4 separate regions of the Homo sapiens genome follow, and all the other regions are linked to region 2. The links are chromatin loops, found by intact Hi-C in ENCODE. Cell type or tissue: Caco-2. All regions are shown on one strand. Links, peaks and the distances in the headings refer to the core of each region. The heading gives the core; the rest is flanking DNA. Region 1 has its middle 120 kb from the start of LHX5-AS1. Region 2 overlaps LHX5 (LIM homeobox 5). Region 3 overlaps LINC01234 (long intergenic non-protein coding RNA 1234). Region 4 has its middle 46 kb from the start of LINC01234.

Region 1 (7,620 bases), core at 1,744-5,743, 130 kb before region 2:
TAGTACCTGGGTGACAACATCATAATCTGTACATCAAACCCCCATGACGCAAGTTTACCTATGTGACAAATCTGTACATATACTCCTGACCCTAAAATAAAAGTTAAAACTAAATAAGTAAAAGTAAATAAATAAATATTTGGTCTGGTTTTCCAGTTGTTTAAGGCAGGATAATAAATCTGGTCTCTGTTATGCCACCTTTTCTGGAAGCAAGAGCTTAGTAGAAGCATTTTTGAGAATTTTGATCAATATTTGATAAACATATACTGCGGGAGGGGGAACCTTCTCCTCCATAACCCCCAAAAAAGTGTCTCCTTCAACTAATATATATATTTGAGACAGGGTCTCACTTTGTCACCCAGGCTGGAGTGCAGTAGCACCATCTTGACTCACTGCCACCTCGACCACCTGGGTTCAAGTAATCCTCCTTCCTCAGCCCCCCAAGTAGCTGGGACTACAGGCAGGTGCCACCACACCCAGCTAATTTTTGTATTTTTAGTAGAGACAGGGTTTCACCATGTTGCCCAGGCTGGTCTCAAACTTCTGAGCTCAAGCCATCCTCCTGACTCAGCCTCCTAAAGTGCTAGGGTTTCAGGCATGAGCCACTGCACCTGGCTATCAATTAATATTTTAAAAATATCAAGAAACATGAATTTAAAGGAGTTTAAATAAACATGCTCAAAAGAGGAAAAAAGTATAACTCTAAATTAGGTGAGAGAAGGGGTTGGAAAGGAGACAGCCAGGATTGTGATGTAAAATGAAATTAGGGTTCAAACAGGTCCTTAACTTGCCTGCTCTGCTGCTCCCATGGAATCTCTCAGAGTGGATGTTTGTAGCAAAGTTTACCTGGCAGCTCTTTTAAAATGCATATTCTCACCAGGCAGGGTAGCTCACACCTATAATTTCAGCATTTGGGAGGCCAAGGCAGGGAGTATGACTTGAGCCCAAGAGTTCAAGACCAACTTGGGCAAATCTGTCTCTTCAAAAAATACAAAAATTAGCCAGGTATGGTGGTACACCTGTAGTTCCAGTTACTCGGGAGGCTGAAGCAGAAGGATCACACCGAAACTGGGAAGTTGAGGCTACAGTGAGCCATGATTACACCACTGCACTCCAGCCTGGGCGGCAGAGCAAGACCTTGTCTCAATAAAAGAATAAATAAAATAAAAAGCATATTCTCAGGCCCTACCTCAAACCTACATAGGGCTCAAATTCTAGGAGGGGGACCCCATGTAGAACCTGCCTTTTCTGCATGTTTCTCCAATTGCTTCTGACCTGATAAACTGACAGAATATGACCTAGGTGGGTGCCGAAGGGGATACCATATTTGGCCCCAAATAGTGAGTCAGTGGCAGGACTACTGGGCTTGGAAATGGAGACTTCTGACTTCCCACTCTGGTCAGCTTCTACAGTGGCAGTTGCTATCAATCCTCCCTTAACACCAGAATCACCTGCAGCTTTGGAAGACTGAGACTCAGGACCTCTCCCAGCAATGCAGATTGAATTGGTCTGAGGAGGGGCCTAGGTATCTGAACTTTCTCAGACTCCCCAGGTAATCCCAACGTGAGCCTGGGCTATGACACAGGCTCTAACCTGGGTGTCAGTGGGTCTGGGAGCCCCTGAAGTACATGTTTATAGCATGTGGGATGTCTCAGTCTGGATGCAACTTGAATTCTTATAAAAGGAGGCACAATGATCCATTTTCTGAGATCAAGGCAGTGAACAAGGGAAACCCTGCATTTGTTAGGGCAATTCTATGCTTTTCTTTTCTTTTCTCTTTTCTTTTCTTTTCTTTTCTGTTGCCCCAGGCTGGAGGGCAGTGGCATGATCTTGGCTCACTGCAATCTCTGCCTCCGGGCTCCAGCGATTCTCCTGCCTCAGTCTCCCAAGTAGCTGGGATTACAGGCGTGCACCACCATGCCCGCCTAATTTTTGCATTTTTTTAGTAGAGACAGGGTTTCATCATGTTGGCCAGGCTGGTCTCCAACTCCTGACCTCAAGTGATCCGCCCACCTCAGCCTCCCAAAGTGCTGGGATTACAGGTGTGAGCCACCGCGCCCGGCCATATTGTGCTTTTCAAACCTTACTGGGCATAAAAAACCCCCTTGAGAGCTTGTCAAAACACAGATTCCTTGGATGCACCCCTAGAGATTCTAATTTCAGAGGTCTCGGGGTACGGCCTGAGAATTTGCATTTCTAACAAATTCTCATGAGGCCGAACCTGCTGGTCTAGAACCACACTTCGTGCATCACCAAGCTATGGGGAGAGAAGACACTGAAAGGTCAGACCCAAGCTCTACCAGTGCCTCAGCCGGGCATAGGGAAGTCACTCCCCCATCTGTCAAATACCTTGATCTCTGGGATGCCTTTATGTCTGTGTTGTGGGTCAGCTCCACTCCAACCTGACGATTCCTCCACCCTAAATCCTCACCTGCCCTCCCCAGCAGCACCCTCATGTCTCCCTGCACCCATCTGCAGCATCCGCCAAGAGTCTCAAAAACCCTGGAACCTTTTGATCATAAAATAATAATAATAAATCATAGCCATTGCTCACTTCAAGAAGTCAGACACTGTTTTGTTCATCTCTTTATCTGCAAAGCCTAGAATAGCACTAGATCCACAGTAGGCACTCAAGGTGAACTCACGAAACGAATGAATCAGAGTCAGTGGGACTAAGCCTTCACAAGGCGCAGTTCCTTTAAGCCTTACCCTCCAGACAAATGGGAGCTATGTTTTATTCTCATGTTACAGATGGGGAAACTGAGGCTCTAAGAGGTGGATGCCCTCGCCCAGGGTCACACAGTCAGGGCCTGGCAGAGGCTGGGTTTGGAACCCAGGTCTGTGAGAGCCCAACTCCCCTACGCCTGGGAATAGACTTGGGTTTGGTTGCAGGGGAGATGAGACGGTGTCGGGGTAGTGAATTAGCAGAAGCTCCTCCGAGGTGCCGAGGTGCTGAGGGAGATAAAAATAGCCTGCGGGCTGCGCTGGAAGGTATACTGGAAGCCCCCAGCGTTCGCCGGCGACTGGCGTCCTAATTTATGGCACCCGGAGAATCGAGCTCGGCGAGCGCCTCTCCTAGGCGGGTTGAGCTGCAGGTGAGGACAATGTAATTAAGAAATCAAAAGGTAATTTCCACACACGCTGCCGCTCGCCGGACCCCGCGGTCGCTTAATTGATGGTGGGGCCGGCCGAGCCCGCGCAGCCGCCGCCAGTGCCAATGCGCCCCGGTGAGCCCAGGAGCGCCGCGCCCACCCGGCGACTCGTGGCTTCTCTGTCTCTCCTCGGGAGGCGGGGAAACTTGGCCGCGGCCCCATGGGCTTCCGGGAGCTCAGGGGAGGGCGACAGGGCGTGACGCTAGGGACACTCTAGCCTCTGCTTCCTCCCCACCCACCCCCCGCCACCGCCGCCGACATAACATATGATCATCTATTTGTCTCTCTCCCTTGTTCCTGTATTCCACTTCCTATTTCTCTCTGCACGCATGTTTTTCTTTCTTTCTTTCTTTTTTTCTTTCTTTCTTTCTTTCTTTCCTTCCTTCCTTCCTTCCTTCCTCCCTCCCTCCCTCCCTCCCTCCCTCCCTTCTTTCTTTCTTTCTTTCTTTTTTCTTTCTTTCTTTCTTTCTTTCTTTCTTTCTTTCTTTCTTTCTTTCTTTCTTTCTTAGACGGAGTGTCACTCTGTCGCCCAGGCTGGAGTGCAGTGGCGCGATCTCGGCTCACTGCAAGCTCCACCTCCAGGGTTCACGCCATTCTCCTGCCTCAGCCTCCCGAGTAGCTGGGACTACAGGCGCCTGCCACCATGGCCAGGTAATTTTTTGTATTTTTAGTAGAGACGAGGTTTCACCGTGTTAGCCAGGATGGTCTCGATCTCCTGACCTCGTGATCCGCCGACCTCGGCCTCCCAAAGTGCCGGGATTACAGGCGTGAGCCACCGCGCCCGGCCCATGTTTATTTCTTTTTCTCCCCGTACCCCTACTTTTTTTTGAAACAGTGTCTTGCTCTGTCGCCCAGGTTGGAGTGCAGTGCGGGATCATAGCTCACTACAGCCTCGACCTTCTGGGCTTAAACGATCCTCCCACCTCAGCCTCACAGTGCTCCAAGAATACAGGCATGAGCCATGACACCTGGCCTCTTTCCCCTTCTTTAGTTCACTCACTGGTCTCTATCATTTCCTCTCTCTTCTCCACTCCTTCCCCAGGTTTCTGTCTCCTTGTTTCTCTTTTTCTTTCAGTTACCAGAATTCTTACCGCTGGGCCTGGAAGAAAGAGCACTCAGGTGACCTTTAAACCTTAGGGGAAATCGCCGGGCGCAGAGGCTCAAGCCTGTAATCCCAGTACTTTGGGAGGCCGAGGCGGGTGGATCACCTGAGGTCAGGAGTTCAAGACCAGCCTGGGCAACATAGTGAAACCCCATCTCTACTAAAAATACAAAAAATTAGCTGGGTGTGGTGGCATGCGCCTGTAATCCCAGTTACTCAGGAGGCTGAGGCAGGAGAATCGCTTGAGCCCAGGAGGCTGAGGTTGTAGTGAGCCAAGATTGTGCCATTGCACTCCAGCCTGGCTGACAGAGCAAGACTCTGTCTCAAAAATAAAAATAAAAATAAAAATAAACCCTAGGGCAGATTGCATGTAAGTTACTGCCTCTCCACCTCCCCTTCCTGCATGTGGGATGAGTCATGGCAGCCCTGTAAGCAGGCAGCACTGGCTTGGGTAGACCAACCTGGACTCTCACATGGAATGATGAGTCTGTGCCCAGGAATGATGGGTGGGTGGGTAGGTGACTGGATGAATGGATTAATGGGAGGGTGATCAGTTGAGTATTTGGATGGATGGTTGATTGGTTGGTCAAAGAGATAGGTAGGTAGATAGTCTAGGGTTGATTGGGAATTGGGTGGGTGTGTGGCTGAGTGGGTAGATGGGTAGGTAAATGGATGCGTAGATGGATGTGGTGGGTAAATGAAGGAGAGGTTAATATAGGTGAATAATGAATAAATGGATGAGTAGATGATTGTGGGTTGGCTAAATCTGCAGGTGGATGGCTGGATAGATGAGTGGATACATAGATGGGTCAATGTGTGGATGGATAAATGGGTATATAAATGGATAAGTGGGTAAGTAAGAGAATGGATAGTGGGTAGATGGATGAATGGGTGAGTATTTGGATGGATGGATGGATGGATGGATGGATGGATGGATGGATGGATGAATGGATGGATGGATGAATGGAAAGGAGTATAGATTGGTGGGTATGTGGATGGATAAGTGAGTGAACAGACAGGAGGGCATTGATAGATGAACGTATGGATGGATAGATAGGTGAAAGATGGATAACTGGGTGTATGGATACATGGACTGATGGGGAAATGAATGGGTGAATAGTGAGTAGGCAGATGAATGAGAAAGTAGGATGTGTGGGTTGGGGGGAGTAGATGGATGGATGGATGGGTGGATGGATGAATGGATGGATGAGTAGGTAGTAAGAGGATGAATAAATGGATGAGTGGATGTATAGGAGTGCTAAAAATGTAGATGAATAGAGGAGTGGATGGATGGGTGGCCGGATAAATGGGGGAACTTATAGGAACAGAAGCATGTTCCTAGTGATGACATTAAGGAACAGATGTTTGATGACAAAGTCAAAACGTAAGTAGGTATAAACAAAAGTAACAGGAATCTGCCATCCTCCAAGAGATCTCCCAGCCCTGGGATCTCAAGGACTTTCTTCTCACAGAGGGGCAGGGCAGGCAGCTGTGCTATAGAAAAAGGAGTACTGGCCTGAGCCCTGTACAGACTTGGAGTGAGTCACTACTATTTCCTTTTCTTCCATTTCTTCAAATGTCAAATGGACATAATAACATCAGCCTCACTGGGTTGAGAAGAAAAGGTAAAGTAACAGGAATGAAGTCACCTTACCAACTGGAACACTCTCCACCATGCACCAATATCAATACATGGAATTTAGCACAGCCTTGTCACCACCCTAATTTCTTTGGTTGACGACCAACCAGACTCAAGGTCCAGCAGCTGACCCCTTCTTAAGCCATGAGCTTTCTTCTAAAGGCCCCTCCCTCACATCTTCACTTCCCCAAACTCTACCTGTTCTGTAGGGTCCAGTTCTCTCTCACATACCGGTACCTACAAGAAACCTTCTCCAGTTATCCCTCCCCCCATAACAGAGGACATTGAATGCCACAGCAAAGAATATGGACATTAATTAGGCCAGTGAAATGAGCTGCAGAAAGGTGGGGTTTTGTTTGTTTGTTTGTTTGTTTGTTTGTTTTAAAGACAGAGTCTTGCCCTGTTGCCCAGGCTGGAGTACAATGGCATGATCTCGGCTTACTGCAACCTCTGCCTCCTGGGTTCAAGTGATTCTCCTGCCTCAGCCTCCTGAGTAGCTGGGATTACAGGCACCCACCACCACACCCAGCTAATTTTTGTAATTTTAGTAGAGATGGGGTTTCACCAGGTTGGCCAGGTTGGTCTCGAACTCCTGGCCTCAGGTGATCCACCCGCCTCAGCCTCCCAAAGTGTTGGGATTACAGGCATGAGCCACCATGCCCCGCCTGCAGAAAGGTTTTAAATCCCTACCTGCCTCCTGGAACATGTTTGACCAGGACTCTGGCAATCTGTGTCCCTAGGTTCCTTTCCCATCTCCACTTTCAACACCACCTCCCCAAAATAGAAAAATGCCTTTTGTTCATCTCTGGGTTTTTGGCCCCCAGTACCGGGTTTTCAGTAAACACTTGCTGAGCACATCTAAGTCTGAAATGGGGAAGCGTGGAGGTTGGTAATACACAACACATCAGCAATACAGTTTTGCCTACTGACCCTTCTGCTGCTTGTCTTCTTCCCACTCTGTGTCAGTTTCTCAGAGGAGGAAACTCAGGCCAATAGAAATTGCCCAACGGCCCCCCAAAATCCTGCTGTCCCTTCCCCCATTCTGAACTAAGCTGTCAGGAATGTGACCACCAGAGCAGAAAGATCCTTTGTTACCACAGAGAGAGGTAAGTGAGGGAGGTTCCGTTGGAGGATTAGGGAAGAGCCTGCAGGCAATTCCTTTCTCGCTGGGGCTCAGCGGGGGCTGGAGCTGGATTTTCACCTGCTAAGAGCCTGCCTTAAGCTGCCTCCCACCTGCTGGGAATGCCCAAAGCCAGAGATCCAGGAGGCTCACCTGAGGTGGTCATTCTCGGGCCAGCACACCTGGGCAAAAGGAGAAGGAAAAGGAGTGGGGGAAGTGGGAAGGAGGAAGAGAGAGAGACTCAGACATATACCTTTAGTAGGGTGTAGACACTTGCATGCACATAATCACAAATACATATACATTGGTACACACTCAGATGCCTGCATGCGTGAATGAAGATTTACTTATATATGTGCTTGTGTGCACCTCTCTCATCCACACTTACATTTTCAGGCACAGAACCACATGCATATACACAATCACATATGCGAAGATGCCTACACCACACACTCACACACACACACACATATCAAATGTGCACATAGATACATATGTGCTCATAGACCACACACATGCACACACATAGTTATACACATGCCTAGACACAGGCTCACACACATATAGTCATTCACAGTCACATGTACACATGTGCATGTCTTCATAT
Region 2 (7,620 bases), core at 2,207-6,206:
GCTTGAGCTCACCAAGCTCACTGTCCTGTTCTTCCCAGGGCTGAGGGCTCAAGAAAGCACCTCTCCTCTTCTATTCTGAAGCTTCTGAATTTGGAGAGACCCCAGGACTGTCTATGTCTGAGAGGCATCTGCACTTCTGAGTTGTAACGCAGGTTAGGAAGAGGCAATTTCTCTTAGAAAGTGGGTTCAGTGGCAGTGTTAGCAAGGCAGGAGCTAGGCACCCAGGTAGACGCAGAAGGGAAGGGAAGATAACCCCATCACTAACCTCAGCACATCCGGAAGCCTGAGGGGGGATTAGACCTTGAGACCGGACCGGGGCCCCTAGAAATTGTGGGCAAAATGCCAGGCTGTGCTTTTCAGGGCAGAGACCCCAGGCAGTGGCAGGGCTCAGGCTGGAGCGCCCCAGCCGCCCAACCCTGGACAGCCCCCCAACCCTGGACAGACCCCCAACCCCGGACAGACCCCCAACCCTGGAGAGCCCGGATGGTGGGCGTGTCTTCCGGAGTCTCCACTCACCGACTCTCTCCACCTAAATTTGCCTCTTTCCCTACAAAATCTGGGCCCGGAGCAGCGAGGTAGTGGGGGCGGTACCGGCCCGGAATTTTTCCCCGCCTGGATAATTAACCAAGGTTTCCCCGAGGACCACTTCGCCCCCGCCCCGACCTATCCCACCGCCTCCTCTCCCTGCGCGCTGGATGAGGTGGGGAGCTGGATACTGGGGGCCCCTCGTTCCCCGTAATGGTGGGGAAGACTCCCCAGCCCCCAGCGAGGCAGCCCCGCCTAATCCGCGCTGGGAGATCCCGGCGGTGGCGACCGGCAGCGGGCGAGAAAGGGGCCGGGCGGCGGGGCCGGCGGCTCCCCGTGGGAGCGCGGACAAAGCCCCAGCTGCGGCTTTTGTGCCCTTTTCAGACGGCGTTTGTTCCAATTACCTCCGGCCCGGCCGCCATATGGGCGGAGGCGGCGCGCACGGCGCGGGGGCAGCGGCCTTCGCTGGTTTTCCGGCTCGCCGCGGGCCGCGGCCGTCTCCCATCCCTGTCCCTTTGGGGCTCCAAATTTGCCGCTCCCCATCTTCCCCTTCACTTTCGGGGAGAATTAAATTAATGGTTTTAAAAAGTAATTGGCAACCGTTTTAGCTGTTGCTTAAACTGCCTCCAAGCCACGCCTCCAGACACCCCCCATTTGGACAGATTTCAGGGTTTGGAGAGGGAAGAGGGTGGCAGGGGGCATCAGGAATTCGCCCCTTGACTGAGATCCCAGGACTCAGCAGGGGGAGTGGATTTGCAGAAGAGACTCAGGCTTCTGGACTCGCTGGTTTTCCCGCCGTACAAAGCGGGTGCCTGGTACAAGGTGGTCCTTTCGTGACGTCCCCCACGTCAGTCCTTCAGGGCCCCACCTGGTGGGGGAAGGCAGGATATCCCGAAGGTTCTGGAAAAGGGGCTATGTGGGGCGGTCAGAGAGTTGATACAGATTTGTTGAGGCAGAATGGGTTTGCAATCCGGAGTCCCTACACCTCCTGAATTTATGGGCAAAATTCTCATCCTTGCATTTTCCTTGAGAGAGAGCCCATAGCTATCACCAGCTTCTCAAAAGATCTCAATGTCCTCAGATGCTTCAGAACCTGGGGGTGCTGGCAAAACCAACCCGGGGCAAGGCTGGAGGACCGAGCTTCTACCCCAAGGAGCCCGCGGAGCTCTGGCCATGACCCAGAGAATCTTCGTGTCCTCCTCCCCCTCTCCCAAGTCGCTGGAGCTCAGTTTTCTCTTTCTCAGGCTAGGCTAGGCCGGTACAAATGGTCTCACCGGGATCGACGCGGCGGCCGTACTTGGCGAGGCGAAGGACTTGGACTGGGTTGGTAGGGCGCAGGGACCGAGTTTAGGGCGCCAAGGCCGCCCCGCCCGGCCCAACCCACCAGTCGCTCCTGCCGCGGCCCGGATCCAGTTTCCCCCGGCCAGGTCGCTTCCCGGTCTCAACCATTTCGCGCTCTGCTCTGTCCGCTGGTTTGTCCCTGCCCGGTTCCTCTCCCCGGGCCTGTCAGCCTCCGCTTCTCTGGAGGTTCCTGGGACTCATCTCTGATCCACCGTCTTGCGTTCTCTGGGCGCATCGACTTCTCTCCATCTTCGGGCTCACTCCTGACTCCCTCGCTGCCGCCCCCGGGGGTTTCCACGCGTGTCTCTAACCGCGGCCGTCTTTCCTCTCTCTGCGTCTCCTCGACTCCTCCGCGACCCTCCGATGTCTCGGGCTTTCGGGTCTCAGCCGCGGACTCCGCGTCTCTGGGTCTCTTTTCCGCCTTTCTCTCTGCCCCTCTGCCGATCTCTCCGTCTGTCTCTCGCTGTCCCGCATCTCTGTGTCTCTCACCGACCCTAAGACACTTAGGAATCATTGTCTGTCTCTGCGTCTCTGGCCGCCTCTGTCTCTCTCCATCTCTAGGTGTCAGGGAACCTGTGACTGAAGTCTCCGAGTTTTTGCCGCGTGTGTCCCCCACGGTCTCGGAGTCTCTCCCGTCTCTGTGTGTGGTCTCTGGCAGTCTGAGTCTCTTGCCCTTTCGAGATCTCTCATTGTCTCTCTCCCCAACCCTCCCCGTGAGCCTGCGACGTCCACCGTCTCAAGGGGCGCCGGCCTCCGCAGGTCTCTCTAACCTTGGGTCGGTGTCGCGCGCTCCCCTCTCTCGCCCGCCCGGGTCCCCTCCCCGGGTCCCGGGTCCCCCGCCTACTTCGCCTTCTCTCACCGCGCCCTGTCTCCTTCCCGCTCCCCCTCCGCAGACTACCAAGGCGACTACTACGCGCCGGGAAGCAACTACGACTTCTTCGCGCACGGCCCGCCTTCGCAGGCGCAGTCCCCGGCCGACTCCAGCTTCCTGGCGGCCTCTGGCCCCGGCTCGACGCCGCTGGGAGCGCTGGAACCGCCGCTCGCCGGCCCGCACGCCGCGGACAACCCCAGGTTCACCGACATGATCTCGCACCCGGACACACCGAGCCCCGAGCCAGGCCTGCCGGGCACGCTGCACCCCATGCCCGGCGAGGTATTCAGCGGCGGGCCCAGCCCGCCCTTCCCAATGAGCGGCACCAGCGGCTACAGCGGACCCCTGTCGCATCCCAACCCCGAGCTCAACGAAGCCGCCGTGTGGTAAGGCCGCCGGGCCGCCCCCCGCGCTCGGCCCCCGGGGGCCCCGCCCCGAAGCAGCCTCCTGAAACCAAAACGCCCGACGCAGACGCGGTGGGAGACGTGGGTGTCCCTCGGGGGTTCTCTCTCGGGTCCGCACTCAACTGGCAGCTGCTCCTCGGCTGGGCGCCGAGGGGGGGCCGACCCCCATCTCCACCCCGCGGGCTCTCCAGGAGCCTCAGCCCACCGCCAGTACTCTCCCAGCAACCGCGAGCAATTTCTTGGGACCAAAGTCAATACTCCGGAGGGTCAAGAGATTTCGAGCACGCTCTAGACTTTCCCCGGGCCCCCACCCACCCACCCAGCCACCGCCACCTCTTTGGACTGAGAGAGGGTGAGGCCAAGGGGCGGAGACGGTGTTTTTCCCTCTCTCTGCAATCCGAGTGGCATTTTGTAATCTTATTTCTCGCTGTGCTTTCCCCGTCTTTAAAAAAAAAGATGATAAGAAAAGGAGAGAGATTGAAAGAGAGGGAGAGGAAAGGGGGCAAGATGAGGAGGAGATGGAGAGACAGCGTCAGCCAGAGGGAGAAGACGGAGAGCGAGCGAGGAACTCGCGTGAACCGGGAGCCACCGAGAGGGAGACCGAGCCACCTGCACGCTGGCGCTCCCTGGTGGCCAATCTTGAGGCTCAAGGTCAGCTTCTCTAGGAATAGGGCTGTGGGTCAGGAAGTGGCCAGCCGGGTCCAGCTCCCGCTCTTCCTTACTTTGACGTTTATGTTGAGCCCGAGGGAGCAGGCCGGACTCGAACACGCACACATCCTGCTCTCCCCCTGGGTGGGGCGCCAGGATTGCTGGGCTCAGACCCACAGACCACCCTCCCTGCCCAGGGCCTGGAGGCTGGGCCGTCAGGATGTACAATATTATACTTTTTTGGAAGTTGAACGCTTCTAGTTTCCTTATTTTGTATAAAGAAGAAACAAATAAAGTATGTTTTTGTGTTTACTGTTTATTTATTGTACTCTAGTTATCCGGGGTTGGACATTTTTATATTTTTAAGAGGAGGTAGGGCAGAGTGACGGAGGGGAAGCAGAAAGAGGTTTACCTAAAAAAAACAAAAAACAAAAACAAAAAAAATCAACTTTTTTTAAAGAGAAAGATTAATAAAAAAAAATCTTTTTTCCCTCAGCGCTGTGTGGTTTTCTTTTTTTGTCCCTACCTTGATAACGACTCAGAGAGAATGAAACCATTCCTTTCCCTGGTTCTGGTCTCTGACATTAAACCCTTGATGGGTGCAAAAACCTCTGCTCACCCAAAGGGGGAGCTCTTCTAGTGACTCCCAGGTTCATGAAAGTGACTGTCCTCTTTCGACAGCTACTACGTGCCAGGCACCGTATCTCCCCATGCTTTATGTAATACCCTGCTCTAACACAGGCCTGCCCAGCATATAGTAGGTCTTCAGAATGTTTGATGAATGAATGAATGTGTGATTTGTTTGTTGCCAGCACATCAAAAGAATTAGAACTTCACTCCTAACTATTCCCCCATGTAATTTCTGGTGGCCCAAAAAAAGAGCAGGCTGGTAAGCTGATGCTGGTTATCTGCAAGGCTATGTTAGGACTGAAGTGCGCCTCCTCCCCAAAGTGAGGCTGTTGTGCTCTGCAAATCTTATGCAGTGCATGCTTGTCTTTAGGTAAAGGCATGAGGGAAAGAGTGTCCAGTGAGATTTAGGAGGCCTGAGGCCACTACCTAAAACAAGTCACTCTCCTTCTTTGACTCAGTTTCCCTACTTGCAAAAGCAGGGGTTGGAGAGAGTGCTTCCTACATTCCCTTCCAACTCGAATGTCTGTAATCCCAGCACTTTGGGAAGCTGAGGTGGGTGGATCACCTGAGATCAGGAGTTCAAGACCAGCCTGGCCAACATGGTGAAACCCTCTCTCTACTAAAAATACAAAAATTAGCCAGGCATGGTGGCAGGCACCTGTAATCCCAGATACTTGGGAGGCTGAGGCAGGAGAATCGCCTGAACCCGGGAAGCGGAGGTTGCAGTAAGCTGGTACTACATTACTGCACTCCAGCCTGGACGACAGAGCAAGACTGTCTCAAAAAAAGAGAGAAAGAAAGGAAAGAAAGAAAGAAAGAAAGAAAGAAAGAAAGAAAGAAAGAAAGAAAGAAAGAAAGAGAAAGAAAGAGAAAAAGAAAGAAGGGAAAAAAGAAAAAGAAAGGAAGGAAGGAAGGAAGGAAGAAAGGATAAAAGAAAAAGAAAAGAAAAGCAGGAGAGGGAGGTAAAAATAAATAGAAGAGTGTCCTGCATTGGGATCACTTTTCACCCAAGCTCGGGGTGAGTGAAGCGGCCCATTGTAGCTGCAGCAGGGGAAGGTGGGGAACAGACCGCCATGGGACAGGCGCACGCTCAGAGCCCCACTCTTCTGCCCTTCTTCTTTATGTGTTCCTCACAAGAATCATGCAATGTGCCTTGCCTTTTTCTTTTCTTTCCTTACTGCACATTCATCTTTATCAGACCAATGCTACTTGCTTGTGGAAAATTTAGAAATCTCAGATAAACAAAAGGAAGAAAATGTCACCACCCAGAATCTCAAGCACTATGGAAATCTAGATGATGCATTTTCTTTCAGACTTCTTTTTTCTTTTCTTGTTTTTTTGTTTGTTTTTTTGTTTGTTTGTTTTGTTTTGTTTTGTTTTTTCATTTTGAAACTAGAGATCATACCCTATACTCAATATGTGGTCATCTGCTCTGGTTCACTCAGCAATAGCTTCCAGATGTATAAACTGATCTTCATAGACAGAGCTATGTCATTCTGTGTAGTCACTGCTTAAAGTTCTCTTCAATGGCTGAGCCATCCTTTTATGGTTTTTGTTTTATTTTTAACCAAGTCTATTATTGGATATTTGGGTTTGTTTCCAACGTTTCACCACTTTAAACCACATCAGAATATCCTTGCAGCTGAATCCTTGGACGTGTATCAGGGTAGGTATTATTGGCCCCCTCAGGGTACTCAGAGAGGTTGAGGGACTGGCCCAAAGTCACACAGCTGGGAAGTGGCAAAGCTGAGATTCAAACCCATGTATTGGGTTGTGTTTCTACTTCTCTATGGTGCCCTAACTGTAACGGATTTTAGAGGCCAAGAGAGAATTTGCAAGGTGGACCTCATCTCTGGCGGGTCCCTGAATGCTTTCTGGGCATGTGTGAACTTTACAGAAGGGCTCACTTAGAACTTGCACCAGAGCAATATGGGGGAAGCGAAGCTAGGGGGAGGAGAGGACTCACCCCTTCCTCAAACAGGGTTGTGACAGGGAGATACAGGTTGGGGAGAGAGGGGAGGGGAGGAGGGGTGAAAGAGAGGAAGAGGAGGGGAGGGAGGCAGGAGAAAAGGAAAGAATAAGGAAGAGAGGAAGAGGAAGAGAAGGGAGAAAGGTTAGGAGGAGAGAAAGAGAAGATTAAATCTGTGGCAGGAAGAGCCCCCATAGGTGTGCCAAGTCACCTACTGCTCATGCTCCATGGTGTCCAGGGACCGCCCCCAGCCCCTACCCAGATAGGACGCTTAGACCCAGAGGTGTCCTTCAGTGAAGGCAGCAGAGTGAGGCTACAGAATGAGAAACCGCAGTAGAACCAAGCCCTCTGCCCCTTTCTCCAGGTACAGGCACACACATGCACACACACACGCACCAGACAGTTACATATGGGCCCACACAATGAACACTTACACATGCAAATACATGTACACGAACAAAAACACAAGCATATACTGATGCATGTTCACAGGCATATGGATTTACACACACACACACACACACAAAGCAGCCACATGGACACACAGCTGTGCATGCACACAGAGACACATACAAATACAGACAAGGGCACAATGGTAGGCGCACACATCTACATACATATGCACACAAATGTACATTAACAGACACCCACAGGCTTGTGTACACAAATGCACACACCTACAATATGTCTAACCCCTGTGGACACACAAAAACCCACACACCATGTCCTTGCACACATGCTAACACACATGTACACAGGATATATACCTGCCCCTTAAATACTCACAGCTTCAGTCTGGGAGAACTGGGAGAGGAAGAGGTCCCCTTTTATGTCAGGGACTTAAATAACCCTGGGGTGGCCCCATCAAGATCTCTGAGGGTGGCTCCAGAAGCCAGGTTCCAAGAGGGATGCCATGATTTCTGCATGATCAGTACTTGTGGACACACTCCCCATCATTCCTTCCTCTGAGTATTCACAAGTGAAGCGGGTTGGCAGCCTAGGTCACCTGAGAATGGGATGGAGGCAGAACAGAGCAGGAGCTCTGGGATCCAGGACACTACCTGGCTGAGGAACTGGAGGTTGCTCACTATGTCCCCTTTCTGGTCACTATGTCCCCTTTCTGGGTCTCAGTGTGCTCACCTGTGAAATGGACTCTCAACATCATTTCCTCCACAGGGTGAGGATGGAAGAGAAGTGACTCAGCCTGTCGCCAAGGTTCAGGAAATCTAGGG
Region 3 (7,620 bases), core at 2,412-6,411, 300 kb before region 2:
ACGGCTGGGTCCAAGTCTCTGCTCCTCCATTCGCGTTGTGTGAACACGGCTCACTGGTTTACCATTTAGAGCCTCAGTTTCCTTGACTGTAGGATGAGGGAGCAACAGAATCTAATTCTTAGAGAGGTTGGAACGATGAGGCCAGTTAATGAATTAAGTGCCAGCCACCAAGCCTGAACTTAATAGATACTCAATGTATGTGGCCACTGATATTCTTCTACTACTCCTATATTAGTATTATTAGTAGTAATATTAATATAATGAATGAGCTGGCTTATGCCAAGCACCCAACACTGCCTGGGGCATGATCGGGCCCTTTCTCTTCTCCTGATGTGTGTCCTGGCTCTGGCCACTGGCTGACCCACCCCAATTAGGTGACTCTCATGTTAATATTGACACACAAAGGAACCAGCTGGCGACCTCTGAACTCATCCCACTTGGGATCACAGGCTGATTTTGGCCCCAGCCCTCAACTTTGAGAGCCGGACTCGTAATCTCCTTTGACACCAAAAAGAGTTGGCCTCACCCCGACCTTTGCTCCCTGCTTCACTGATTTCCGGTGTTTACTGGGCCTGATGGGCGTCACATTGCCCACAGCATGGATGTGGCCTGGAGGGAGCGGAGGGAGGCCTGGATGGACCAGTGCTTGGGGAAGGAGTAGGGAGGGACAGGGCAAGTGGAGGCCTTTGGCTCAAGAAAACACACCTGCGACCGGGTGCAGTGGCTCATGCCTTTAATCCCAGCACTTTGGGAGGCCTTGGGGGGAGGTTCCCTTGAGGCCAGTTCAAGATTAGCCAGGGCAATGCAGCAAAATCCTGTCTCTCAAAAAAAAAAAAAACAAAAAAAATTAATTAGCTTGGCATGGCAGTGCACAACTATAGTTCCAGCTACTCAAAAGTGAAAGGTAGGAGGATGGCTTGAGGCCAAGAGTTCAAGACCAGCCTGGGCAACGAGCAAGACCCCAATTTCTACAAAAATAAAATAATTAGCCAAGTGTGGTGGCACAAACCTATAGTCCTAGCTACTTGGGAGGCTGAGGTGGGAGGATCACTGAGTCCAGGAATTCAAGGTTACAGTGAGCTATGATGGCACCACTGCACTCCAGCCTGGGCGGCAGAGTGAGACTTTGTTTCTATATAAACAGATAAATCAAGCTCACCTGTAGAGGATGTATCCGTGGGGACAGATTGCCAGACAGGGAGCCCCATTAGGAGGACAACAGTCTACAAGGAGATGGTAGTGAGTGCATCTGAGTGTGTTGGCGAGAAACGGAGCCGGCAGGAAAGTCACCGGGAAAGTGGAATGTACAGGGCCCCAACCATTAGCCTGAGGGGTGTAGGGAGGAGATTCTCTAGGGAGGAGGTCTCTTCTCAAATGTACTCAACACAGGGTTTTGTCCCCTGTTGCTCTGGGCTTACAAGGAAGGAATACAGATGCCTCGCTCAGTGCTCCCCGACCCCCTGCCACCGCCGTGGGTGGTCTGCATGAGAAATGGCCCTTGTGCCTCTTCCCCAACACCAGCACCAGCCCTGTGCCTCGACCCCAAAACCAGCCTCAGCCCTACCTACCCCAACACTGAGCCCGGGAAACAGACCCAGAACCGGGTGATGCCTGAGAGGAGTTACCATGGCAACAGATGTGCCGGCACAGACAGGGAGTTTTGCTGACCATCCCCAGCCCGCTGGCCACCCCTATAGAGGGGTGCATGAACCATAAACTGTCCTTGCAGCTGGCCCTGGGGACTTGGCACTGGACATCCCTCCAAAGGAGAGGTCTCCTACAGACTAGTCACTAGACACAGAGCTCCAGGCCAACCTCCTGTTGGAGCTCTCTGGCTCTTCCAGCTTTCTCTACATGACACCTTTGATTACAGCCCCTCTGGAAGACCGTCTGCTTTCATTTTCTCCTCGGGGCTGTCTCCCCCCTGCACTGTTGATGGAAGATGAGCTTCTAAGCCTCCTTTCTGTGATGGGCGTGGAGCTCACAGGTGCGGTGGGGGAGGATGAAGGAAGGGTCGAAAGAACTGAGGTTAGGGGTGAGGCCTCTGGAGCCAGACCTGCCTGAATTTGACTCCGGCTCTGTCACTCACTGGCTGTGTGGCCTTGGGCCAGTTACTTAATGTCTCTGAGCCTCCTTTCATCATCTGCAAACTGGTAGTGATTACAGTAGCACTCACCTTATTAGGTTGTGGTGAGGATTAAATGAGATAATACATGATAAATCTTAGGACAGGGCCTGGCAGAATATAAACACTTAATGTCCATAACCTCTTCCCTTCACTAAAATCACCCCATTCCTAGGAAGAGAGGAACACATTTTTGGCCATGAGAATTCACAGGGTTAAGTAAAAGTGTAAAAGAGTGAACAAGTGAGAATTGAGAGTTTTGGGAATTAGAAAGAAGGGTGCTTTCTTTTTTTCTTTCTTTTTTTTGAGACAGAGTTTCGCTCTTGTTGCCCAGGCTGGAGTGCGATGGCGCCATCTTGGCTCACTGCAACCTCCGCCTCCCAGGTTAAAGCGATTCTCCTGCCTCAGCCTCTCAAGTAGTTGAGATTACAGGCGCCTGCCACCACGCCCGGCTAATTTTTTGTATTTTTAGTAAAGACGGGGTTCCACCATGTTGGCCAGGCTGGTCTCAAACTCCTGACCTCAGACCATCCGCCCGCCTCAGCCTCCCAAAGTGCTGGGATTACAGGCGTGAGCCACTATGCCCAGCTGAAGGGTGCTTTCTTAATATACTCTGCACTAGACAGTAAGTTTTCAGGGAGCAGAAAGCAAAGTAAAAGTCTGTCTGATTTTCCCCAATCCTTCCAACACCTGACACAGGGCTAGGCACAAAGTTTTATTTCCACAGTCTGAAAATGCCATCCGTTATAAGAGGCAGCATCCATTTAATTAGAGTATTTCTCTTTCTTTTTCTTTTTTAAGATGGAGTCTCGCTCTGCCACCCAGGCTGGAGTGCAGTGGTGTGATTTCAGCTCACTGCAACTTCCACCTCCCAAGTTCAAGCGATTCTTGTGCCTTGGCCTCTTGGGTAGCTGAGACTATAGGCACGCAGCACCATGCCTGGCTAATTTTTATATTATTAGTAGAGACAGGGTTTTGCCATGTTGGCCAGGTTGGTCTCGAACTCCTGACCTCAAGTGATTTGCCTGCCTCAGCCTTCCAAAGTGCCGGAGCAAATGAAAATGGGCATTATATATGTACTAGATCCCAGTTTCAAAATGTTAAAAAGAAAAAAAGTTCATCTTAAAGCTGGAGAAATAAAATCATAGGTCATTAATAAATGGTAATCGACTATGTGAATGGGTGGTTGCAGGAAATGACAATACAGTAGAATGTAGTTAAATACTCACTATGCTCACTATACTCACCAATACTGGAAGAGTTAGAAAAGGTATCCACCATAACAAGCAGAGTGCATCTGGGAAGACTTCCTGGAAGAGGCAGCCTATGAGTGGGAATAAGCAAAAACTAAGTTATCTGACTTGGGGAGAGCAAGAAATGGTGGTTGGGCATAAGGGGTAGAGTCTTGATAAACTAGGAGGCTGTGTGACCACCATCATCCCCCTCCTTAGGTAATGGAGAATGTCAGAATTATCCAGGAAGGTGACTTCTACGTCAGCTCAGAGAAGCCAGGACCAGATCAGACATGAGTCCCAGGGCATGGGCCTGCACCAGGCTAGGCCCACAGGGGGCTTAAGGCACTGGTGGCAAAGCAGCCTGGGTTCAAATCCCAGCTGCTCCTTAGCTGGGCAACTCTGAACTGGTTACTTGGCTTCTCTGGGCATCAGATCCCTCCTCACCCAGGAAGTAGGGCAGATGACAGGGCTCTGAGGTCAGGCATGTGCAGAATCTGGTGTATGGAAGGTGCTTCATAAATATTAAATTTAGAATAGGATGTGATTTCTTTCTTTTTTTGAAAAGTTTTGAAAGGTAAAGGCCATTAGCTTGGAGGCAGAAGACAGACCTCCCTGACTGCTGAATTCCTGCCGGCCTGAAATTGGAGCATTCCAAGCTCCTCAGATGAGTCATAAGCCACCAAGATTGTGAGCCTCTGGGTGAGTATGAGTAGAATTAGATACTTCCTTTGTGGGGCTCAGTGCAAAATGCAAATGAGAGGTCGGCGCTAAATACGAGAATGTGCCCATCAAGCTGCTTCTGTGGCCTCGCGCCTCGCAGCAGTCACAGAGCCTTCAGCTGGAATCCTGGCAAACACTGTGGGCCCTCCCATGGTCTGGGATGTGCTTAATCCGAACACAGCCCTGTGGAGTAGGTGCTATTGTTATCCTCATATTACAGATGGGGAAACTGAGGCACAGAGGGAGGGACCACCAGCTGAGCCGCCAAAGGACAGGCAGCTGGTGGCATGGCTTTTAAAAGGGAACCTGTGCCCCCGGATCTGGAGACATCTTAGCCCACTAGCCCCTTCTTTTAGGGTGAAATACGCATTCTGCGAAATGGAGGCAGCTTGTAATGGGGGTGAAGCCAAATGCGAGAGGCCCGGGCAGCCGGATTTTCAATCCCAGTTCCCAGGGCACCTCCTTCCCACCGTACCCCGCTTCCTCCAGCAGGGAGCCCCCTCCCTCCAGCAGAACAGGGTCTGGCCTAGCCAACTTGCTACCGGGGCCGGGGGCCAAGAGTTAACGTCGGAAGGGAGCTCGAGAGAGTGTGAGAGCTAAAGGACATGTCAAATCAATCATATTTAAACAAAAGCCTCTCCCGCCCAAGGGCCCTTTTAAAAGCTGCTTATTTAATTAAAAGTCCCATTTTCCATATTTATGGCCCTTATTCAGTTAAATATTAACCGCTGGGGCCAGGGCTAGTGTGTGCTTTGTGAGCGGTGTGCGGGGAGGTTCATTACCGCGGCCGGGATTTACCAGACGGTGGCACGGCCGCGGCGGATCAATGCGGCCTGCCCTGGACAAACATGCTGGGGGCGGCCGCGGGGGCCGGGTGGGGCGGCGGGGCCCGAGGGCGCCTCCTCACTCTCCGGCTGGGACTCAGCGACTCGGGGACGCCTTGTCTCTCTCCCTGTCTCTCGCTTCCACATGCTGTCCCTGGGGCTGAGTCGTAGGCCTGGAGTCAGAGACAGAGAGACAGTGAGACCCAGAGAGAGATATAGAGAGGCCCAGAGAGAGATAGCGAGAGACCCAGAGACAGTGAGAGACCCAGAAAGAGACAGAGAGACAGTGAGACCCAGAGAGAGAGAGAGAGATACAGAGAGCCAGTGAGAGATCCAGAGAGACAATGAGACCCTGAGAGAGGCCCAGAGGTAGATACAGAGAGATAGTGAGAGACCCAGAGAGAGACCCAAAGACAGTAAGAGACCTAGAGAGATAGTGAGAGACACCAAGAGATACAGAAAGACAGTGAGAGACCCAGAGAGACAGAGACAGGGAGACACCCAGAGAGAGACACAGAGACAGTGAGAGACACAGAGAGAGACATCGACAGTGAGAGACAGAGACAGAGACTGAGAGATCCAAAGAGACACTGAGAGACCCAGCGAGACAGAGATAGAGAGACACCCAGAGAGAGACACAGAGACAGTGAGAGACACAGAGAGATCTAGAGACACTCCCAGTGAGACACAGAGACAGAGACTCAGAGAGACAGAGACAGGGAGACACCCAGAGAGAGACACAGAGACAGTGAGAGACACAAAGAAAGACACAGAAAGTGAGAGATACAGAGAAACAGAGACTGAGAGACCCAGAAAGACAGTGAGAGACCCAGCGAGACAGAGACAGGAAGACACCAGAGAGAGACACAGAGACAGTGAGAGACACAGAGAGATCTAGAGACACTCCCAGGGAGACAGAGACAGTGAGAAACCAGAGAGTCAGTGAGAGACAGCGGGTCGTGTTTCTCCGTGTCTGGCTGTGTCTAGGTTGAGACCAGGTCCATACTTCTTAAAATCCAACGAGAAATTAAAATGTTAAAAAATTAATAAGAATTTCCTGTGCGTGGCTGCACAGGTGGCACACTCTGGGCCCTGGCAGCCTCTCTCTCTTACTATGTGTGCTGGGGTGGGGCTGCAGAGGTACCAGGCATGGGGTTAGAGGGGTGGAAGGCCCATAAGAGCCCACGCGCTGCTCTTCCAGGCCCCATTCACTGGAGAGATGGGCAAAAAGAAAAACAGGGAAAGGGGGGAATCTGGCATGTATTAAGGATTTGACCTCACTCAGCTGCAGGGACAGGGGCAGAAAGAAAACAGCCACAGAAGAGGCCTAGATCCAAGCAGAGGCGCTCCCGGCTGCAAAACACGCATCACACGCAGAGCTTTATCCAGGGCTTCCCTGCACCAGGCACCAGTGCTGGCCAGTGTTAACTTACGTCATCCTCACTTCCATCCTACATAGGTCGTACGCTTTTGATCCGCATTTTACAGATGGGAAAACTGAGGTTCCAGACAAGCAGGGAGTGATCCTAGGGTCACTCAACCAGGGAGGGGCAGACCCAGGCTGTCTGCTCCTCATCACACAGTAGAAATCACCAGAGTTGCTCAGACCCAGCTGGGCACCATCCTTGCCGTTTACAAGTTCCTGACCCTACCTGAGCCTCAGTTTCCTCATCTGTGAAATAGGGGAATAAGATTTTTGGGGACATTTTGAATCACGTTTTATGGTTGCTCCATCCCAGGCCCTCCACCCCACACTGCTGCTCCTGACCACTGCAATTGATCCCTGAACTCGCTGATGTGACTCTCGGGGTGTCAGGGACAAAGCCAAATGCACTTCCCAGTCTTCTGAGTACTCAAGGGGGCAGGGCTTTCTCTGTCCCTCACTGCAGGAAGCAGTGTGGTGAATGGAAAAGGTGCACTGTAGAACCACAGACAATCCCACCTTTGCCATTTACTGGTTCTGCAAACTTAGGCTGCCTCACATCACCACTCAGAGCCTCAGTTTCTCCAGCTGCAAAATGGGAATAATGATAGACCCTCCTCCTAGTTGTTCTGAGGATTCAATGACATAATTCTTGTAATGGCTTAGCAGTGTGTGGCACGCAGTGAGCATCATTGCCAGCCCTATAAAAGCCTGCAGGGGCTGCACAAATGCTGCCAGCCTGTGCCTCCAAGGTGCCATCTCTGAGGGGCAGTGGGGCTCCATCAGTTCCAGCCCTGAGACCCGGCCAGTCTCCTGAGTGGCCTGGCAGAGGGAAACTTCTGCTCCAGTGCCACCTCTGGCCCTCCTGTGACCTTGGACCTGGAACATGCCACTGCCCCTCCTGGGGCCTCAGCTTACCCATCTGTGGAATGAGGGGATCATTGGGTTTAGAGAAATCTCTCTGGGCTATTGCAGGGATAATGCATCTCCGCAGCAGACAGGGTGAAGAATTTAACCTAAATGTGAAAATATCATTGAAATGTGCCCATTTATGCACAGGAAGGACTGTGCGACAACCAGGGCAAGCGCATGGCTCCTGAGAGCTGTCTGTTAGGTGCCAACAGCCAGGTTGGGAAAGACATCTCCTATATCACACACATGCATGCACACACATGGTCATAGGCACATGCACACAAAAAACACATGCATGTATGCACACATGCACACATGGGTATGGACACACATGAACACACACGCATGTACACAATGCACATAGGGCATGGGCACACTCAT
Region 4 (7,620 bases), core at 2,368-6,367, 270 kb before region 2:
CTCAACTAGTGACGAGGACTTGTTGCTACAAGTGCCGGGAGCCAGAGGATGCTAGGAGGGGGGAAGGTATGGCAAGATGCCCTGTGCTGGGCATTTTCCCCATCAATGGGTGGCAGCACTGGTCATCTGAGGTTAGAAACACCTTCAGGCCACGTCTTGTCCTCCGTGACCTCCCGATCAGAAAAAGCTCAGAATTCAGATTCAGAGCCCGTGGTTTCCAGTCTCAACTCACTTGCTGGGGCCCTTGGGCTGGCTACTTCAGACTCAGTCTCCCCAACTGCAAAATGGTGATGAGAAGTCCCCCTCAAGGAGTGGCTGTGAGGATGAAAGGCAAGGAGGGCAGAAGCACTCTGGAAACCTTTACTCACTGGGAAGTGCTTCACGATGTGGGTGAGCACTTTATACACTGTAGAGTGCTTTATCCATTGAAAAGGACATTACAAAATTCAAACTTTTTGACTCTGGTCCCTGTCTGGCCCAAGTCACCTGACAAACCTCCCCTTGGGGAGATGTGAGTGCTCAGCTGGTCTAGCTCTGTGGATAGGATCCACAGCCTTGAGATCTTGGCAGAGGGAGACCAGACGGCTGGCAAGGCAGGACCCCAGCACTGGGAAACCACTGGCTGGAGAGTTCCTGCCTCCCACCCTGGGGTGGGGCTCCGCTGCATCCTTGGGTCCTGTGCATCCTCCTGTCCTGGCCCAAATCTACCTCTTCTGAATTGGTGTTTCTCAGAGTCTTTCCAGGGAGGACCCGTTGTCCCAGAATCACCTGCAGTGTTTGGTAGAGCTCGGGGGGTTTACTCTGCAGATTTCTGGTCTTCTCCTGAACCATACCCACTGAATTGCCATCTCTGGGGATGGGGCCCTGGAACCTGCATTTTTTTTGAGACAGACTATCGTTCTGTCTCCCAGGCTGGAGTGCACTGGTGTGACCTTGGCTCACTACAACCTCCGCTTCTAGGGTTCAAGTGCTTCTAGTGTTTAAGCCTCCTGAGTAGCTGGGATTACAGGCACATGCCACCATGCCCAGCTAATTTTTGTATATCTTGTAGAGATGAGGTTTCACCATGTTGCCCAGGCTGGTCTCAAACTCCTGAGCTCAAGCAATCCTTCTGCCTCAGCATCCCAAAGTGCTGGGATCACAGGCATGAGCCACGGTGCCCAGCCTGGATCTGAATTTTAATAAGCTCCCTGAAGGGCCCTGGTGCTCGATGATGTCTCAGAATCATTAGGTGAGCCCCTGTCCAAGGTGTTGCCTGTCCCAGTGCCTGGCACATAGCAGACATCCAACATAGGCTGGTTGAATGAACACCTGAACAAGCAAAACCTCTACAGGCCTCGGTTTCCTCATCTGTGAAATGGGAGGGATAATCATCTCTGCCTTGCCCACTATTTTTTGAGGTGATTTAACTCACCTCATACTTTTGAGGTGATACACCTGATACTTTTGAGGTTGAAGTGTGGCCAGAGTAGGAACTCTCCATGGAAAATGACATGAGAGATGGAAGGTATACAGGGCAGAGAGAGAAGAGAGAGACAGACAGACAAAGAGATAGAGGCAGAGACAGAGGGAGACAGAGACACACACACATACACACACACACACACACAGAGAGAGAGAGAGAGAGAGAGAGAGAGAGAGAGAGAGAAAGCCTTCGTGTTAATAAGCACCAAGGAAAGCAAGCTGTGGCTGGAGAAACCTAGTGATGCTCTCTGCACCTGAATCCCTGGAAGGATGACGATGACTTCCTGCCTACGACCCATCTGCCTTAGTTTGGGGTCCCCCAAAAGCAGATCTTGAGACAAGGACTTGGGTGCAGGTTGTTTATTTGGGAGGGAAGAAAGTGGGAAAGTGAGGCAGAGAAGGGGAAAACAGTGCAGTTTTTGTTAAGGCGCAGGTTACTTACAGGGTGTCAGTCCATGGGGACCCTCAGACGAGCCATGCAGATCCCGCCTCAGAACTTTCCCACTGAGGGACATGGAAGTTGTGGCATTTCTCCACCTACTCCCATTGCTTTTGGAGACATTAGATCCCCAGCATTTCCTGGCTGCCCTGTGCACCTTGGTGAAAACCTTTGGCCAGAAAAGCAGGAGGCTGCAGGCACATGGAGGGGCATGAGGGCAACTGGCAGCTCACAGAATGTCCTCGCCAGCTGCAGGTGAGCTCTGAGCTCAGCAAGGGGATGTGGGGCATCCCCAGCCTCTGTTGCTCTCTCATGGTGTGCACCTGGCCAGCCCTGCCAAGCCAAGCTAGATCCATCCTTCAAAACCAACCCCCAGCCTTCCCAGCCTCGAAGGCTTCTTCTCCATCCACCCTCACCTTCACCATCTTCCCTTTAAAAAGTGGCAATAATTTGAATCCTTTTGATGGCTTTAGGTTACATATGCTGACAAAAACTGGAAGGAGGGAGAGAGGGAGGGAAGGAAGGGAGGGAGGGATGGAGAGAAGGAAGGAAGGAAGGGAGGGAGGAAGGGAGGAATGAAGGAAGGGAGGGAGGGAGGGAGGGAGGGAGAAAGGCATTCAGTACCTCCCATGTGCACGGCACTTTCATATCTGTTATCTCATTAAAACCACTATCATGAGTCTATCCAGTAGGTAACATCATCCATGTTTTCTAAAGACAAGAAAACTGAGGCCCAGAGAGGTGAGGTCACTTGCCTGAGGTCACACAGCTAAATAGATAGCCCAATCTTGGGCTTTAAAACATGTGTTCTTTCTGCCTTCTCCCATTGCCTCCTCTGGATGTTTACTTATTTGCAGTGAACACTGTCAGTCCTCAACTAGATCCTGCTGCTCAGGGCACGGCCTGCAACCTCGCAGCCCAGCAGCATCAGCAGCTCCTAGAGCTTGTTAGGAATGCAGAGTCCCGGGTCCCAGAGCTGTTGAATCAGAATCTACATTTTAATGAGGTCTCCAGGGCATGTGTGTGCATGTTAAAGGTTGAGAAGCGCTGTCCTAGACAGTCTTTGAGGAAGAGGACAGCATCTTCCTTTTATTTCTAATATTCCAGGACAGCATTTTCTTGGTCCAATGCAAATGTTAAAAAAAAAAAAAGCAATTAATAAATGGCTGTGGGTCAAAGACTGATTCCACATGGCTGATGGGGAGGCTCTCTGGTTAGACATGAACCTCATAAGCCTGTGCGCCTGGACGTGGCAGGCCAGGACCGTACATGTGGACCTGGTCACATTATTGGATGTCTATTGAGCACTAACACTGTGTGATGCATGGCACGGGGCATAGATTTGTGTGTCTGCTGGGCAGTGACCTGAATTCAGTGCTGGGTGGAGTGCCGGGTGCATTGGAGGAGATCGATAAGCAATTATAATTATTATTACAATTAATAATAAATGCTACATGGTCCGGACAAAAGAAGCTGCAATGTGAGATGTGTGCCTGCCTCGGAGCCCTTCACACTGAGCCCTGTGCAGTTACGGAGCTCCTCTCTTCATGGAGGAGAGCGGGGAGGGCAGGTGGGGTTCTGGCAGCCCCTGCTTCTGTAGCATGTGGATTCACAGCCTCCCTGGGAGAGTGGGAGAGGCCAGAGGACCCACAGGGAAAGCAAGTCCTTCTGGAGTTGGATGGAGGTCAGGGTGTTGGTGGTTTACGAGGAGACTCCAGAAGATTCCCTTGGATGGGCCAGCTCAGAGGACCCCACTGCCCCCCTGGCCTGGGGAAGCCTCATTGCTCAGTCCCCGATGCAGAGGCCTCTGCACACCCTCTTGGAGAGTACTGCTGCCCTTGAATGCATGCATTGCATGGTGGCTGCATCGCCTAATGGTGAGGCACACAAGCTTAGCAGCCAGGCCACAGAGATTCCAATCTTGGCTTCATCACCTATGAACCATGTGTCTTCAGACAAGTTGCTTAGCCCCTCTGGGCCTCAGTTCAGTCATTCCCAAAATAGTTGTAATGACAGTGCCCATCCCACAGGGCTTCTGTGACAATTGAGACAATGGGCATAAAGTGCCTTGCACATAGTGACCATTCCAATGTTCACTGTCATTGTTTACTTTCCTGTGTCTTGTCCCTCACTGAAACCCTGAGAAGGGTTTGGTACATGTGGGTTTATCAGTTGCTCTGTGAATAATCATGACCAGCATTTACTCACTGCTGACTCTGCCAAGTACTATTTGAAGCATAACTCAATTCATCTTTGCACCAATTCCTGGAGGAAAAAGTGATTACTATTTCCATTTTACAGATGCAGGAACCAGGGCAGACAGAGGAATTAATTTGCCCAGTGTCATACAGTTAGTAAAAGATGGCACCAGAATTTGAACCGAGACAGTCAGAGTCCAGAGCCCATGTTCCTCACCTTGTAATAGACTGCTTTTGAATGAATGAGGGAAGGAGAGAGGGACAGAAGGAGGGAGGGAGGTATGGGAGAAGAAAGAAAGGGAGGAAGGAAGGGAAAAAGGAGGGAGGGAGAAAGGGAGAAGAGAGAGGGAGGAAGGATGGGAGGGAGGGAGGGAGGGAGGAAAGAGAGAGAGGAAAGAGGAAGGAAGGAAGGAAGAGAGGGGGGAGGGAGGGAGGGGAGGAAGGGAGGAGACAGTGGAAGGAAAGAAGGAAGCAGGGGGAGGGAAGGAAGAAGGAAGGAGAGAGGGAGATATAAAAGAGATCATTAGGTGAACAGAGAGTTCATAAGTGAATTAATGCGTAGATGAAAGAGTAACAACTGACCTCTGAGAGTCATTAAGAAGATTAAAATGAGTAAAGGCTCTAGGTCTGGTACATAGTAAGTGCTCAGTGAACATTAGCAGTGATGAGGATGGTCAAGACAGTGATAACAATGAAGATAGAACAGCTGAGTGGAGAAATACAAAAATGATAGCAGATGGTACCAGTGGCTTGACATTTGGAGGGTTTGACCAGCCAGATCTCTGGAGAAGCCAGGATGTGAGACACACAGAGGCTTGGATTCCTCTCTCCATTCCATATAGATAGGGCACTCAGAGGCACCAAGAGTGGAGAGAGACTCTCCCAAGGCCACACGGCTGATATTGGAGACAGGATTCGATTCCAGAAGAACTTTCTGGGCACAACCACTGTCCTTCAAGGCTCCTGGACTGGCATCTCACTGTATTGGGATGAGCAGATTTTCTAAAGGACTGAGACAGAAGTGTGGAGAAAAAAATACATGTTTTCCCATTCAGCAAGCATTTATTGAGCACCTACAGTGTGCCTGGTCTTGTGCAACAGGTTTTCTGACATGTTGAGTGATTTCTCTGCACCTGTCCTCTGCCTTCTGTAGGGCAAAACCTTGGAGATTAGGAATGGACAGAACCCTGAGCAGCTGACTTCAGAGGAAAAGGGGTTTCTGGCTGTATCAGTCAGGTTATGCTGCAATGAAAAGCAGCCCCCAAATCTCAGCCCCCGAAAACAACTCATCAAAGGCTGACATCTCACCCTGTGGGTTGGTGAGGGCTACACCCCACATCGTCCTCCCCACCAGGTGCCAGGATGATGGGAGCGCTCACTGGTGGAACACAGCTGGTAGATGATGGGATGGGGGATGGGGAGGTGGAAGCACACGTTGCCATGTTTGGACTTCAGCCTACAGGGCCACGCTTCACTGCTTCTCCCATTTCACTGGCCAAAGCAAGTCACACGGCCATGCCTCATGTGGAGGGGGTGGGGAGGGCAATACCACCATGTGGTCACCACACACAGTCCCCATGCAGATTCACAGGGAGGAGAAGAGGCTGCTTGTGGCTTGTGTACATGAGTGAAACCTTGAGAGATGGCAGGCTGGGGTGAGGAGTCATGGGTATGGGTAATAGGGTTAGGGATCAGCCTACAGCTAGGATCAGGGTTCAGTCTATGACTAGAATAGGGCTTTAGTCTGGGATTAGGGTCAGGGCTCAGTCTGTACCAGGGTTAGGGCTCAGTCTGGAGCAAGGATCAGGCTTCAGTGTGTGACTCGGGTCAGGACTCAATCTTTGACCGGAGTTGGGGCTTAGTCTGGGATTAGGGTCAAGAGTCATGCTGGGACTAAGATTAGGGCTCACATTGTAACTGGGATACTCTGTGATTGTGCTCAAGACTCAGGCTAAAACAATGGTCAGGGATCAGTCTATGACTTGGGATCAGGGCTCAGTCTGTGACTGGGATCAGGGTTCACTCTGTGACTGGGATCAGGGCTCAGTCTGTGCTTGGGATTAGGACTCAGTCTGTAACTGAGATCAGGGCTTAGTCTGGAGCAAGAGTCAGGGCTTACTCTGGGTCCAGAATGAGGGTCCAGCTCTCCACCAGCATGAGGATCCCCTATGACCCATCAGTACCTCCATACTAGACTGTTGTAAGGTTGGAGCCTCACACCCAGCACCACTGACCTGCAGCATCAACCTCAGCCCCACACCTCAGAGCCCAGGAGCCCTGCCTCACTGACATGACATGCGTGTCCCAAAGTGGAGCCTTCCCCGATCCCTTGCCCAGCAGTGTCAGGTCAGCCCAGTGTGGCCCAGTGCCGCCGTGGGCACCGTGGGCCCCTCGTCCCCGCCTGCCCTCCACGCGCCTCCCTCCTGTCTCCTCCCTCTGCCACCAGCTGCCGGCTCCGTCTGCTCAGTCTCTCTCCCTCTCCCCGCTCTGCCTTAGAGACAGCTATAAGTCTCCCGTGAAATATATACAGTGTAAATATATAAAAAGCTTGTGCCTGCCTGCTGCTTATGTATTCATGAAATAGTAAATAAATTTTATGGGATAATTTGAAGGCTGCCAGGAAGCCGGGAGATGAAAACGAAGGCCTAATGAGATGGAGTATCGGGGCGGCACACGCGCAATCGATCGGCGGCTGCCTGGCCCGAGCTGGGACGAGCCCATCTCCCGTGGCCCGGGGCCTCGCTGATGAGACACTTCGGAGGGGCTTCCGGGGGCCATAAACCACGGGTGGCTGCGGTGGGGGCGGGGGAGGCCTGAGCTCTGGAAGCGGTGATGGTGCTGACAGCCACCTGCTGGGAGGCAGGGGGCGGAGTTCTTTCTCTAGCTCTGCCAAGGACCTGCTGTGTGACCTTGAGCCAGTCATGCTCCCTCTGTGTGCCTCGGTTTCTCCACATGCGTGATGAGGGGCTTGAGCTAGAAGGTCCCTGGGCTGGGGCCTGTGGCTGTGACAGTCTTCTGGTAGCCCCCTGGCCCTCCCCTTCCTGACACTTATTGCAGTGTGTAACGATATGTTGATTTCATGCTTATTGGATGAGTATCTGTCTCTCCACTAAACCTCAGCTCTATTTGGGCAGGGTCTAGGTCTCTTTTGCATACTGTTTTTTGTACCCCTCCTGTCTGCCACATAGGAGGGTCCCAATAGATATTTATGGGTTGGACCAAGTGCCATGGCTCACACCTGTCATCCCAGCACTTTGGGAGGCTTAGGAGGGTGGATAGTTTCAGGCCTGCCTGGGCAACATGGCAAAACCCCATCTCTACTAAAAATAAAAAAAAAATAGCCAGGTGTGGTGGTGCATGCCTGTAGTCCCAACTACTCGGGAGGCTGAGCGGGGAGGGTGGGGAGGCAGAGGTTGCAGTGAGCCGAGATTGTGCCACTGCACTCCAGCCTGGGTGAGAGAGTGAGACCCTGTCTCAAAAAAAAAAAAAAAAAAATTATGGGTTGGATGGATAATGGAA

What was found. Hi-C counts contacts between places; a loop is a spot of excess contacts. Peaks named below come from ENCODE experiments on the same cell type or tissue, not always from the same donor. Only the 100,000 strongest peaks of a DNase experiment are listed, where the experiment ranks them.
Region 1: a loop joins it to region 2, with 2.0 times the contacts of the local background. A loop is called at or near these places in 3 of 110 quality-filtered maps.
Region 3: it touches region 2 in a loop (17-fold over the local background); 3 of 110 quality-filtered maps call a loop at or near these places.
Region 4: it touches region 2 in a loop (5-fold over the local background); 5 of 110 quality-filtered maps call a loop at or near these places.

Annotation. Positions count from the first base shown.
Region 1 is chr12:113,587,303-113,594,922 of GRCh38, reverse strand. No RefSeq gene overlaps it. Among named protein-coding and RNA genes, the nearest start is that of LHX5-AS1, 120 kb to the right of the region's middle. RefSeq lists an enhancer at 6,555-7,332. In Caco-2, for the core only: no CTCF peak of the experiment used is centred there; a DNase peak (open chromatin) is centred at 3,322; H3K4me3 peaks cover 669 bases; H3K27me3 peaks cover 115 bases.
Region 2 is chr12:113,458,697-113,466,316 of GRCh38, reverse strand. LHX5 (LIM homeobox 5) reads left to right here. Exons shown (of 5, transcript NM_022363.3): 5 at 2,760-4,284. The coding sequence ends at 3,127. Among named protein-coding and RNA genes, the nearest start is that of LHX5, 9.4 kb to the left of the region's middle. In Caco-2, for the core only: a CTCF peak has its summit at 3,772 (motif pointing left); a DNase peak (open chromatin) is centred at 3,766.
Region 3 is chr12:113,763,514-113,771,133 of GRCh38, reverse strand. LINC01234 (long intergenic non-protein coding RNA 1234) reads left to right here. Exons shown (of 3, transcript NR_110026.1): 2 at 3,926-4,059. Among named protein-coding and RNA genes, the nearest start is that of LINC01234, 6.4 kb to the left of the region's middle. RefSeq lists an enhancer at 1,625-2,136. In Caco-2, for the core only: no CTCF peak of the experiment used is centred there; DNase peaks (open chromatin) are centred at 4,093 and 4,873.
Region 4 is chr12:113,724,180-113,731,799 of GRCh38, reverse strand. No RefSeq gene overlaps it. Among named protein-coding and RNA genes, the nearest start is that of LINC01234, 46 kb to the left of the region's middle. In Caco-2, for the core only: no CTCF peak of the experiment used is centred there; a DNase peak (open chromatin) is centred at 3,919.